3 separate regions of the Homo sapiens genome follow, and regions 1 and 2 are each linked to region 3. Evidence: chromatin contacts called from ENCODE Hi-C data. All regions are on one chromosome and are shown on one strand. Each heading gives the region's core, a stretch centred on a gene start or an enhancer-like site at or near the end of the contact. The rest is flanking DNA. Distances are from core to core; before and after follow the strand shown. Region 1 overlaps GSAP (gamma-secretase activating protein). Region 2 holds the start of CCDC146-AS1 (CCDC146 antisense RNA 1). Region 3 overlaps RSBN1L (round spermatid basic protein 1 like).

Region 1 (4,033 bases), core at 1,465-3,964, 430 kb after region 3:
CTCACCAGCATCTGTTGTTTCTTGACCAGTCTCATCCTAGAGCATAGTGGTGCGATGGTGTGTCTTGGCTCTTGGGATTGTGCAGATTCAACTCTCCCTTCCCCTCCCCTCCCCTCCATTCTGGGTTACAACATCTAAAACGTTATGTGGGAGATCCTTTATTCTCTGGGATAATGAGCATGCTGGTATCACCTTGGCATTCAGAATCCCTCAAAGATTTGGCCCTAACTACCTCTTTAACTATATCTCCTATTTTAAAACCACACAATCAGAAGTCTTTAGACAGCTGGTGATTTATATAGCCTTTAAGCCAGAGGTGTATAGACTGAGTAAAGTGTTTGAGGGTGGGGTGCCCGGGATTACTTGAACATGCTCACTGTTGTCAGTCCTGGCTGAACATTAGGATGCCTTGGGGGAACTTGTAAAACTCATAAGGCTCAGGCATACCCCAAGCCAATTAAATCTAATTGGGGATGGGACCCAGGTGGTTCCAATGGGCAGCTGAGGCTGGGAGTTGCACATGCTGGAGGCTATTGTCTTCACCATAGAGAATGAAGTACTGTTGACTCTGATGCTCTGGCTCAGATCTGAGCCCCGAATCCATCTTCTAGTCTGTGTCTTTGCTCACACCCAAAGAGTCCCACCTGGAATATCCTTTCCTTGTCCTTCACTGACTCAAATCCATTTCCCTCCCCTGTTCCATCTCTGTTTTCCAAGTTTCCAAATAGACCTTCCAATTTAGAATAATCTCTGCATTTCTTTTTTTTTGGAGACAGTCTCGCACTGTCGCCACGCTGGAGTGCAGTGGCGCCATCTTGGCTCACTGCAACCTCCGCCTCCCGGGTTCAAGTGTTTCTCCTGCCTCAGCCTCCCAAGTAGCTGGGACTACAGGTGCATGCGACCACGCCCAGCTAATTTTTGTATTTTTAGTAGAGATGGGGTTTCATCATGTTGGCCAGGATGGTCTTGATCTCTTGACCTTGTGATCCGCCTGCCTCTGCCTTCCAAAATGCTGGGAGTACAGGCATGACCTGGCCGCATTTCTTAACTGAAAAAAGTTAGATCACTTCTCTAGTGGATACCAAATAGTGAAATATATAGATTTTTCTGTATTATCTTAATATCTGTAAGATATTATAGATATATCTAATATCTATATTAGGCCAGTGACCCCCCTCCTAAAAAACATGTAAGTTCGTGTGAAAATATTTTTGGGATGTTTGGCTAACAGTATTTCTTACTTAAGTGTAAATTTTAATTTTTGTTTTATTTTAAATTCAGATCTTTTTCCTTCTAACTCTAGTCTATTTTAGGCCATGGATTTCTTTGAAAATCTGGTACAAGCTATAGACCATCTACCCAGAAGAGCGCTCATACAAACACATGCTCTATTTTACATTCAGGCAGTGGGTGCTGGAGCCCCTGGAAAGCCTGTCCACTGACATGTGGCGAGCTCTGTTTGATCTGTTTCTTCTTAGCAGACAGATGGCTATGCTAATTAGCCTGATTTGATAAATCCACAATGTATGCATGTATTGAAACACCACATTGCAACCCATAAATATATACAATTATTTGTTAATTTAAAATAAAACAAAACTATGAAAAATGTGCCTACCTCCCCAAAAGGTTATGAGGAAAGGGATTTTTTAAATGGAGTAAGAAGGAAGGTAATTTGGGAGAGATCTTTTCTTAGGAGCTGCAGTGAGTGGGGACTTCTAACAACAGGATAGCATTTGACTTGAGGGGATGGGGCCAGATGACAGTTAGAGGGCATCTGAGTTTCTCCCCTCCCATATCCTGTCCTGGGCAAGGTCTGGGTGAACTGCGTGGGTGGGACTCTTATGGCCAAGCAGGAGGAATTAATAGCTCAACTGAACACTAGATGTCACCACAACACCAATTAGTTTTCTGGCTTTTGGCACTCCTGTGCCTGAGCCCAGATTAGGACAGCAAGAAAGCTTTAGAGACTTCCAGTCAGGGACCTAATTCCATCAAACGTCTGCAGGATTTGTCTTGTCTTTTTTTTTTTTTTTTTTTCTTCTTAAATACAAAGAAGACCCAAAGGGTGGATAAGTGTACGTTCATTATAAATAAATGGAAAGGGAAAGAAAAGATGAGTGAGGTGAGTCAAGTGAGGAGTGGGATTTGATTCCTGTTTTCCCCGGGACATGAGACTTTCTTGGGAAGAGTTTTTCTGTCTCTGGGAGAAGGGATGTTGGCTGGATGGGCATTTCAGGCTTCTGAAAGAGCAAGTTTTAATATTATGTTACTTACTTTACTGATACTCCAAAACACATTTCAAACCAATTATGACTGTCTTTTGAATAAAAATGGTAATAATGTGCTATAATTTAACATGAGGGCATTTTTCTTGATTGAGGTGTTTTTGTTTGTTTGTTTTTAAGTTTTCTTATTTTTCTTGCAGTTCAGCCAAGTCTTGTCACCTTGGCAGGCAATAGTTCACTTAGTTTTATGACCACACATTACATCTCTGGCCCCAGTCAAATCATTTGTAAATGCACATATTTTGGCAAAAAGTATCCTAAGTCTACCTTTATTGGTTTAAAACCAAGTTGTGTCAGAATATCCTTCAACACTAAGAATGTATTTTTTTATTTTTATTTTTTTTGAGACGGAGTCTCGCTCTGTCACCCAGGCTGGAGTGCAGTGGCATGATCTCAGCTCACTGCTAGCTCCACTTCCTGGGTTCATGCCACTCTCCTGCCTCAGCCTCCTGAGTAGCTGGGACTACAAGCGCCCGCCACTGCACCTGGCTAATTTTTTGTATTTTTGGTAGAGACGGGGTTTCACCGTGGTCTCGATCTCCTGACTTCGTGATCCGCCCACCTCAGCCTCCCAAAGTGCTGGGATTACAGGCATGAGCCACTGCACCTGGTCAACACTAAGAACGTATTAACATTGCATTTTATTATTTAAAAATGAATATAATGGATACATTCTTGCTTCAGGGTAGTACAATTATATCAATAATTCAAAGATCTAGATAGAATGCTGACTAATTCTGTTTTGGTGTATGTGACAATGTAAAATTAGTTCATTTTATCTTTTTTTGATTCCTAGGTTTTGAAAAATGTCCTGGGCAGTAAATAAATTTAGCAGGAAAGTACGCCTACTCCATTTATCCAAATGTTAATGAACTTTCTCTTAGTGAACATGGCACTGTTGACACCACCTAAGTCATAAAAACGGGTCTCAAGGGAGGAAATGACTCAGTGTGTTTAATACAGGTTTCCCTGCTAAGCCTCAATCTGGGGAAGTCCTGTTGGTTTTGGGAAGTGAGCAGCAGTTCTCTATGTGGTTTAAAAAAACAACGACAAAAAAAAAAAAAAAAAAAAGAGACAGAAAATGAAGTGGGTAAAGAAGATTCTTTAAGTCTATTTTAGAATCCCTATTGGGTCTAGAATGCCATCTTCTGTACAAAGTATTCACTCAGAAATGTGGACCCTGAGAGCTCGGGAAATAAGGCTTGTGTAATACTCACTGGGTGGTTTGGGCCACTGGGCCTGCCTCTGAAGGCCACTGATGTTTTTGTCTCCTACAGGTGCTCAGCTTTAAGGGCTACTGGGAAAAACTGAACTCCAACCTAGAATATGTTAAGTACGCCAAGCCACACTTCCACTATAACAACAGTGTGGTCAGGAGAGAGTGGCACAACCTGATCTCTGAAGAGGTATGAGTGGGTCAGTGAGAACAAAGCCAGCAGCGAGGCATAGTGGACTGGATCCAGGTGATGCCTTTAAATCATAAGGCTGGCTTCCATGTGCAGCACTCTTCCCAATTGCCAGGGACTTGATCATTGTCATTACTGATCTCAATGGGCAGAGATGCTTCTATGATCTCTGTTCTCCTAGGGAGGAAACTGAAAAGCAGAAAGTTTAAGGGGACACACAGCACATTCATAGTAGAAGTATGATTAATATCCATGTCTCAGATGTGTTCTCAGGTTACTTATGTAGTTAAAAATTGATATTAAAAAATCTAGGTGTTCCCAACTTAGTGGTCATTAGGG
Region 2 (4,146 bases), core at 1,114-3,613, 510 kb after region 3:
CAGCCTGGACAGAGTGAGACTATGTCTCAAAAACAAACAACCAAACACACACACACACACACACACACACACACACACACACACACACACACACACAAATACCAGAGATCAAAATCACTGTATCAGAAATGAAGAATGCCTCTAATAGGCTTACTAACAGAACGAACTTGGCTGAGGAAGGAATCTCTGAGCTTGAGGATATCTTACTAGACACTACCCAAACTGGAAAAAAAAAAAAAAAAGACTAGGAAAATACCAGAATATCCAAGAACTCTGGGACAACTACAAAAGGCATAAATACTCATAAGAGGAATACCAGGAGAAGAAAGAAAGGAACACGAGAAATTCCTGAAGCAATAATGTCTGAGAATTTCCTTCAAATTAATGCAGGAAAATAAACTACAGATCGAGGAAGCTCAAAGAACACTTAGACATATCATATGTAAATTACAGAAAGTCAAAGATAATGAAAATTCCTGAGAGAAGTTACAGGAAAAACACACTTACCTATGGAGGAACAAAGAATTACATCCGATTTCTCCTCAGAAGCCATACATGCAAGAAGAGAGTAGAGTGAAATATTTAAAGTGTTGAGAGAAAAAACCACCAAACTAAAGCTCTGTACCTTGTGAAATTATTCTCCAAAGTAAAGGAGAAATAAAGCCTTTCTCAGATAAAAATTGAGGACATTTGTTTGTCAATAGACCTGCTTTGCAAGAAATGTTAAAGGAAGCTCTTTAGAGGGAAGGAAAATTATATAGGTCAGAAACTCAGTTCTACACAAATGAAGAGCATTAGCTATGGAATCAGTGAAGGTAAAAGAAAAGCTTTTGTCTTATTCTTGAGATACTCGATAACACTGTTCAAATTTATAACAGCAGCAATGTATTCAATTACATATGCATATATATTTATGTATGCCCATGTGTAAGTGAAATGAATGACAGCAATGATACAAGGGATAGGAAGGAGGAATAGGACTATTTTGTTACTTAAAAAGTACTTGAAGTGGTATAGTGTTATTTGAAAATGGTCTTAAATTAGTTGTAAATGTATATTGCAAACTCCATGGCAACCACTTAAAGTAAAAAAAGATGTACAACTGATATACTAAGAAAGGAGAGAAAATGGAATTATATTAAATGCTTAGTTAAAACCACAAAAGGCATAAAAAGAGAGAACAAAAACAGGAATGAAGAACAAGCACAACAAATAGAGAACAGTGAAAATATGGCAGAAGATATTAACCCAACTACAACAGTAATCATTTTAAATGTCAGTTAAAAGATTGTCACAATGGATCCAAAAAGAAAAACAAACAAACAAAAACAAGACTCAAATTATATGCTGTGTTTGCCAATAATCCAGTTTAAATATAAAGACACATATATATTAAAAGTAAATGGATAGAGAAAGATATGCCATGCTAACATTAAAAAAAGATGAGTCACTAAATTAATTTCAGACAGAACGAACTTCAGAGCAAGAAAAAGTTATCAGAGACAAAGAGGGGCATTATATAATGATAAAAGAGTCAATCCTCTGAGAAGACCTAATGAATTCTTTTTTTTTTTTTTTTTTTTTGAGACAGAGTCTCAATCTGTCGCCAGGCTGGAGTGCAGTGGTGCGATCTCGGCTCACTGCAACCTCCGCCTCCTGGGTTCAAGAGAATCTCCTGCCTCAGCCTCCCGAGTAGCTGGGACTACAGGTGTGCACCACCACGCCCAGCTAATTTTTGTATTTTTAGTAGAGACAGGGTTTCACCATGTTGGCCAGGATGGTCTTGATCTCGACTTCGTGATCTGACTGCCTCAGCCTTTCAAAGTGCTGGGATTACAGGTGACAGCCACAGCGCCCGGCCAGTGGATTCTTAATATATTTGCACCTAACAACAGAACATCAAAATACATGAGGCAAAACTGATAGAAGTGCAAGGAGAAGTAGATGAATCCACTCTCACAGCTGGAGACTTCAACATCCCTCTATCAAAAGTGCACAGATCCAGAAGTCAGAAGATCAGTTAAGGACATAGTCAAACTCAATAATCCCATCAATCAATTGGATATACTTGGCATCTATAGAAAGAAATGTCAGTTTTTCTAAAAGCCAGTCATCATTGTAAATTGAGATTAACAAACAAAAGAAATAAAAACATTAGAAAGTACAGACAGTGAATGGGAACATATGGTTTTGTTCACTTATTCATGAGAAAATACAAAAAAAGTTTATATTTTTATTTTAACTAATAAGATGAGAGGACACGATGCTAGAATGACATTTTGGAAATTGCTTCAAATAGCTTGAATGTTCTAAACAAAATGAGTTCGATATAATTGCGTGTTTCTTCCAATAACCGTATTTTGAACTGTTTTATTGACCAGATTTCCTGAAGAAATCTAGAGAAATATTTTTCATTTTTCTTGCTATTCTTTATTTAATGACTAACTATTAAGTGCCAAAGAAGTCATATGATTTCCCGATATGGAAAGATTTTAAAGTTTGTATTGATCACACTTGGAAAATCATATGAAATAAATGAATACACAGACAATTATGTCCACTGGTTATAACAAATAACCAGATCCCACTAGTCCATAGATCTAGGAACATGAGCTAAAAGCACATGCACACCAGGTTTTCTCATTTGTATACATTTAAGGGATACAAGTGCAGTTTTGTTACATGGATATATTGCAGTGTGGTGACGTCAGGGCTTTTGGTACAACCATCACTCAAATTATATACATGTATACCCATTAAGTCATTTCTCATCCTTCACCCTCCTTCTGTCCTCCCACCCTTCTAAGTCTCCAGTATCTACTAGTCCACACTCTACGTCCACGTGTACACATTACTTAGCTCCCACTTATGAGAACATGTGGTATTTGGCTTTCTGTTTGTGAGTTTTTTTCACTTAAGATAACGGCCTTCAGTTCCATCCATATTACTGCAAAATACATGATTTCATTTTATGACTGAATAGTATTCCATTGTATATATATGTCACATTTTCTTTATCCAATCTCTTGACAGACACTTAGGTTGATGCCTTATCTTTGCTATTGTGAATAGTGTTGCAATAAACATATGAGCGCAGGTATCTTTTGGATATGATTTCTTTTTCTTGGGTATATAGCCAATAGTAGGATTGCCAGATGGATTAGTAGTTCTATTTTTAGTTCTTTGAGAAATATCCATGCTGTTTTCCATAGAGCTTGTACCAATCACATTCCTAGCAACAATGTATAAGTGTTCCCTTTACTCAGCACTCCGCCAACATCTTATTTTTTATCTTTTTAATAATAGCTATTCTGACTGGTATAAAATGATATATCATTGTGGTTTTAATTTGCATTTCTCTGATTAGTGATGAACTTTTTTCATTTGATTCTTAGCCATTTGTCTGCTTTTGAAAAATGTCTATTTATGTCCTTTGCCTACTTTTTAATGGGATTATGTTATTTTTGACATTTTATTTGCAATAATGTAGATGAATTTTGTAATACATGTGTCACATTGAATTTAATATAGATTAGTTGTCTAGACCACAAATTGAAGCTGAGTTTAGATCTTTAAATAGTTATGCCTTTGCTTTTAGAGCTTGCATATACATTAGTGGTATTTTACTTCCCAGGTATTGATCCTACACCTCGGGCATGCTGCCACCAGGGGGTAGTAGTGTGCTACTATCTTTCGGTTGTAAAGGCAACCTGAGTATTTCTGAGTTTCAAAATGGTGACAGCAAGCTCTTTCACAAGATGTGACTTATGGTCTTTCCTTTAAGTATATTTTTATGTTTAAACAAACATAAAATGACTAATTCTTTAGGACATTTAAAACTTACATTTCTATGATACATTTTTCTTTTTTTATTAGGAAATACTGACTTATTTCCTCTAAAAGGAATGTATTTTTCTATTTTTAAAGATTATAATCCTACTCCATCACACATGGTTGATCATTTTTATTTTCCCTGTTATCTTTTAATAAACTTATTTTAAATGTATATGTGTGGTTGAATCCATTTTTACCTAACATTTAATTAAAATATTTTCCTAAGTTGCTAAACAGACTTTATAATAATAGCTATTTACAAGGTTTTCTACTGGGTAGATATACCATAATAAAATAATCTTAAGTATTATT
Region 3 (3,884 bases), core at 547-3,046:
CATAAAGGACAAGAAACCACATATTTAGAAGGGGAAGGAAGGAAAAAGGGTAAGCACAGCTGCAGCTGCCCTAAGGCATCAGTATTGTATCATAATGACAAACCAATACTGAAAATAAAGTGACATTATGTTGCATATGTTCAGCAATGAAGATATTTTTATAAAATCTTAATACTTAAAACTACGTTTCCATTAACTAAAAAAATAGCCTATCTGGAAAACCTCACATCCTGATGACGCTCAATGTGAGCTTACTATATTTGCTTTTATTCACTCCAGTAAACATTAATCAAACCAGTTTTCTGGTGTAGTTAAAAAATTAACCTGAAAAAAAGTCAAAACATGTCACTGCTTTAAAATATACGCCAGGCGTCACGCCTGTAATCCCAGCATTTTGGGAGGCCAAGGCGGGAGGATCATTTGAGATCAAGAGTTTGATACCAGCCTGGCCAACATGACAAAACCCCGTCTCTACTAAAAATACAAAAATTAGCCAGGCATGGTGGCAGGTGCCTGTAATCCCAGCTACTCAGGAGGCTGAGTGAGGCACGAGAATGCTTGAACCCAGGAGGCGGAGGTTGCAGCCAGCGAGATCGCACCACTGCACTCCAGCCTGGGTGATAAAAGTGAAACTCAGTCTCAAAAAATAAGTTAACTAAATAAAAAATAATAATAGAATATACTTGCTTTCTAAAAAAAGAAATGCACTGAATTACAAAGATTATACATATAGTTCCTCTTGATTTAGGTATATAGATGTGTCAGAACACAATAAAAGACAGGCATGATAATTATGTATTTGTGGAAAAGCTTATATTTAAATAGTGGCCTTCAGAAGAAATATAACATATTTAATCTAAATCTCCTCCCCCTCCCCACAAAACCCCATGACCATCATGGCCACATTTTCACTTTTCCCCTTGTATATTCTCTATAAATATTATGAAGGGAAAAAAGAAAGCAGAAGTAGGAGACCTATTGTACCCATTGCCAGTAAGTGTCAATACCAAAATCTGAGAAGCTTTGGTTAACATAAAATGAAATAATTGTTTAAACTAATATTCGACTTATATAATGTAATCTTTAAAAAAAACACTTTAGGATTCTGAGGTGGGCTTGCTACAAAGGGAAAAAAGTAGCCTATTCTTAACAGGAAATATGTTGCCAAAAACAAATCTATAAGATTTTTTACTTATTGCTGTTTTCTCTTATGTAATTACGAAAACTGCTGCAAGGGGGAAAAGGCAAATATAGTAATAACAAGTAATTTTTTAAAAAACCCCAAAGAACGACTCACTTGAAACAACCTGCTGTTTCCCAAAACATGTTCCCTGAAGAGAGAGCTCTACAGTCCACTAAGTTTGGAAAACCCTTCTTGTTTAGGAGGCTCACCACGCACACTGGCTATTAAAGTTTCTGAGGAGTCTCACTGCAAACAAATATTACTTATTTGGTCCAGCATTACACTATTTTGGACTTCAAAACCTGTTTTTTTTGTACTTGTTTTAGTATACCTATCAACATTCCAAGATATTAAAAGTTCCTCAGAATACCTTCATAGTGATCCACCATAAATATGGAGATACAGATATTTTTAGCTTGTATCAGCACCAATGTGAAGAAAATACAAAAACAGGATCATTATTAGAGCCAAAGAATTGAGGGGGGTGGGAGCAGAAGCTGTTGATTCAATTCTGCTGAGGTTTTTTTTAGCGGGTGGGGAGGAGAGTCCCTTATTTTTAAAAACAAGGCCTGCTCAGGACATTCTGAGGCAATCTAAACATGTCATAAATGACTGTGCCACAAGGGGGAGCCATTATCCATCACTTCTGGCAGATGGTTTCTAATCAAAATAGGCAATATTTAACCAACATTTTATTTCAAAAATACCCATATAACGGCAACTAAAATAAGAACGAAAGTATTATCCATTTTAAAATTAGTAAAATAAAGGGGGAAAGCTTTTTGATTATTATTAGAGCATCTGGTCCCTGACACGATATTTTGTATAGATCAGTTCTTAAGTATTTGGGGAGCATGGGGCAGGCACAATTGGTCAAAATGAAAATTTAGTACAAAGGCAAGCAATGTTTCAAAGATGAAACATCAAATTGCTTTTAGTAGCCTAACACAGTGAATGGCCCCAGCACAAATTCAACAAATGCTAGTGTTCTGCCCCAACTCTACAGTGAAGCAGGTCTAACAGTCAGATCAGATTTAATAAGTTTCATTATTAAAATAATAGACTTTTAATCATCAGTTAACACTTTGACATAAGTTACCTGAGAAATAACTTAGAACCACAATACAATAAAAATAAGATTTAGAGTTTGGAAGTGGAGGAAGGGTGGTTAGAAAACAACTACTCCAGTTTTCACATTCTCACAGTTCTTAGTACAGGGTTCCAGAGTATGTACACTGATTAAACATAGTGACAAGACAGAAATCTAATTTATTTCTTGACAGAGAAAATTCCTATTTTATTTGCCTTTTTCTATCCCTACGGTAGAACACAGGAGCACAATAAATGTCTGAGTGAATATTTGAATGAAATACAGATGCTAGAAAACCTAAAACGAACGTGGTCAACTGCAAATGGCCCCAAATTCTTCCCAGGCCTGTATGCTCACTCCTGTGCAATGTGATTTTGCCACTCCTGTCATCAAGAAGTGGAGTCTATTAATGCGCACACACAAAAAAAGAAAGAATGAATAAAGCCTACGATTTCACTGCACAACAGGGTGACTATAGTCAGTAATAATTGCACATTTTAACTAAAAGAGTGTTGTTAACTGGATTGTTTGTAACTCAAAGGATAAATGCTTGTGGAGATGGACACCTCATTCTCCATGATGCACTTATTTCATATTGCATGCTTGTATCAAGACATCTTATGTACCCCATAAATATATACATCTACTATGTACCCACAAATATTAAAAATTTAAAGGATTTTTTAAATAGGCCGAGCACTTTGGGAGGCCAAGGTGGCACATGCCTAATCCCAGCTATTTGGGTGACTGAGGCACAAGAATCACTTGAACCTGGGAAGTTGCAGTGAGCCGAGATCGCACCACTGCACTCCATCCTGGACAATGACCTGTTAAAATATATATAATTCACAACTTCTACCATCATATAAGAAAATACAAAACACATATAACATTACTATATATACTCTTTTATCGATTAAAAACAGTGCTACTTAATTACCTAGAGGATAGCATTATCATGAATTTCTTTCTTTTTTTTTGAGATGGAGTCTCACTCTGTCGTCCAGGCTGGAGTACAGTGAGACTCTGTCACAAGAAAAAAAATTAAAGTAAAATGAATAAATAACCTAAAAGAAGTGGAGTCTATTTTTCCACACGAATCTGGGTTTCACCATGTGACTTCCCTTTGTCAATGGGACATTAGCAAACACAACACAAGCAGAAGCTTGTACACTGGGGCTTACCCTCTTTCTACTCAATGGAACCCTGTAACCACCACCATGCAAATGAGCCCAGGCTAACCTGTGGGATGATGAGAAAAATGTGGCCATCAACCCAGCTAACATACATCAACCACCAACCATATAAGTGAGGTGTCCCAAGACCCAACTGGTCTGCCAATCATCAGACATAAGAATGAAGCCATATAGCCCCAGCTAAGTTAGCAGAGACCACAAGAACTGTCCAGCAAGCCCAAAGAACTGTGATAAATGAAACCTTTTTTCAAGTCACTAAGTTTTGAGGCTTTTGTTTATACATTTAATACAGCAAAAGCTAACAGATATGGACAGGTTACAAACTTTGGGAAAAGTCCATGCATATGTTTCTATCCTCAAACGGACTTTCATGATACAGTTTCCTAATATATCACTAACCTCAGGGCCACAGCAT

The links. Hi-C counts contacts between places; a loop is a spot of excess contacts on that map. Pooled maps may share reads with other maps.
Region 1: a pooled map shows a loop between it and region 3 (8-fold over the local background). The contact joins two enhancer-like sites. A Hi-C loop is called at or near these places in 6 of 37 single-sample maps with no recorded cell type and 6 of 50 pooled maps.
Region 2: a map of psoas muscle shows a loop between it and region 3 (4-fold over the local background). The contact joins the promoter of CCDC146-AS1 here to the enhancer-like site in region 3. A Hi-C loop is called at or near these places in 1 of 168 maps with a recorded cell type or tissue (psoas muscle), 1 of 37 single-sample maps with no recorded cell type and 8 of 50 pooled maps.

What each region holds. Positions count from the first base shown.
Region 1 is chr7:77,329,900-77,333,932 of GRCh38, reverse strand. GSAP (gamma-secretase activating protein) reads left to right here. Exons shown (of 31, transcript NM_017439.4): 20 at 3,566-3,694. Among named protein-coding and RNA genes, the nearest start is that of CCDC146-AS1, 83 kb to the right of the region's middle. Within about 2 kb of position 2,714, at least 10 of the 41 ENCODE cell types and tissues checked have a DNase peak (open chromatin) inside an H3K27ac peak, as active enhancers do.
Region 2 is chr7:77,246,925-77,251,070 of GRCh38, reverse strand. CCDC146-AS1 (CCDC146 antisense RNA 1) reads left to right here and starts at 2,363. Exons shown (of 2, transcript XR_007060387.1): 1 at 2,363-4,146. The region is part of intron 4 of CCDC146 (coiled-coil domain containing 146); the gene reads right to left. RefSeq lists a silencer at 3,716-3,765.
Region 3 is chr7:77,757,408-77,761,291 of GRCh38, reverse strand. The region is part of intron 3 of RSBN1L (round spermatid basic protein 1 like); the gene reads right to left. Among named protein-coding and RNA genes, the nearest start is that of TMEM60, 39 kb to the left of the region's middle. Within about 2 kb of position 1,796, at least 5 of the 41 ENCODE cell types and tissues checked have a DNase peak (open chromatin) inside an H3K27ac peak, as active enhancers do.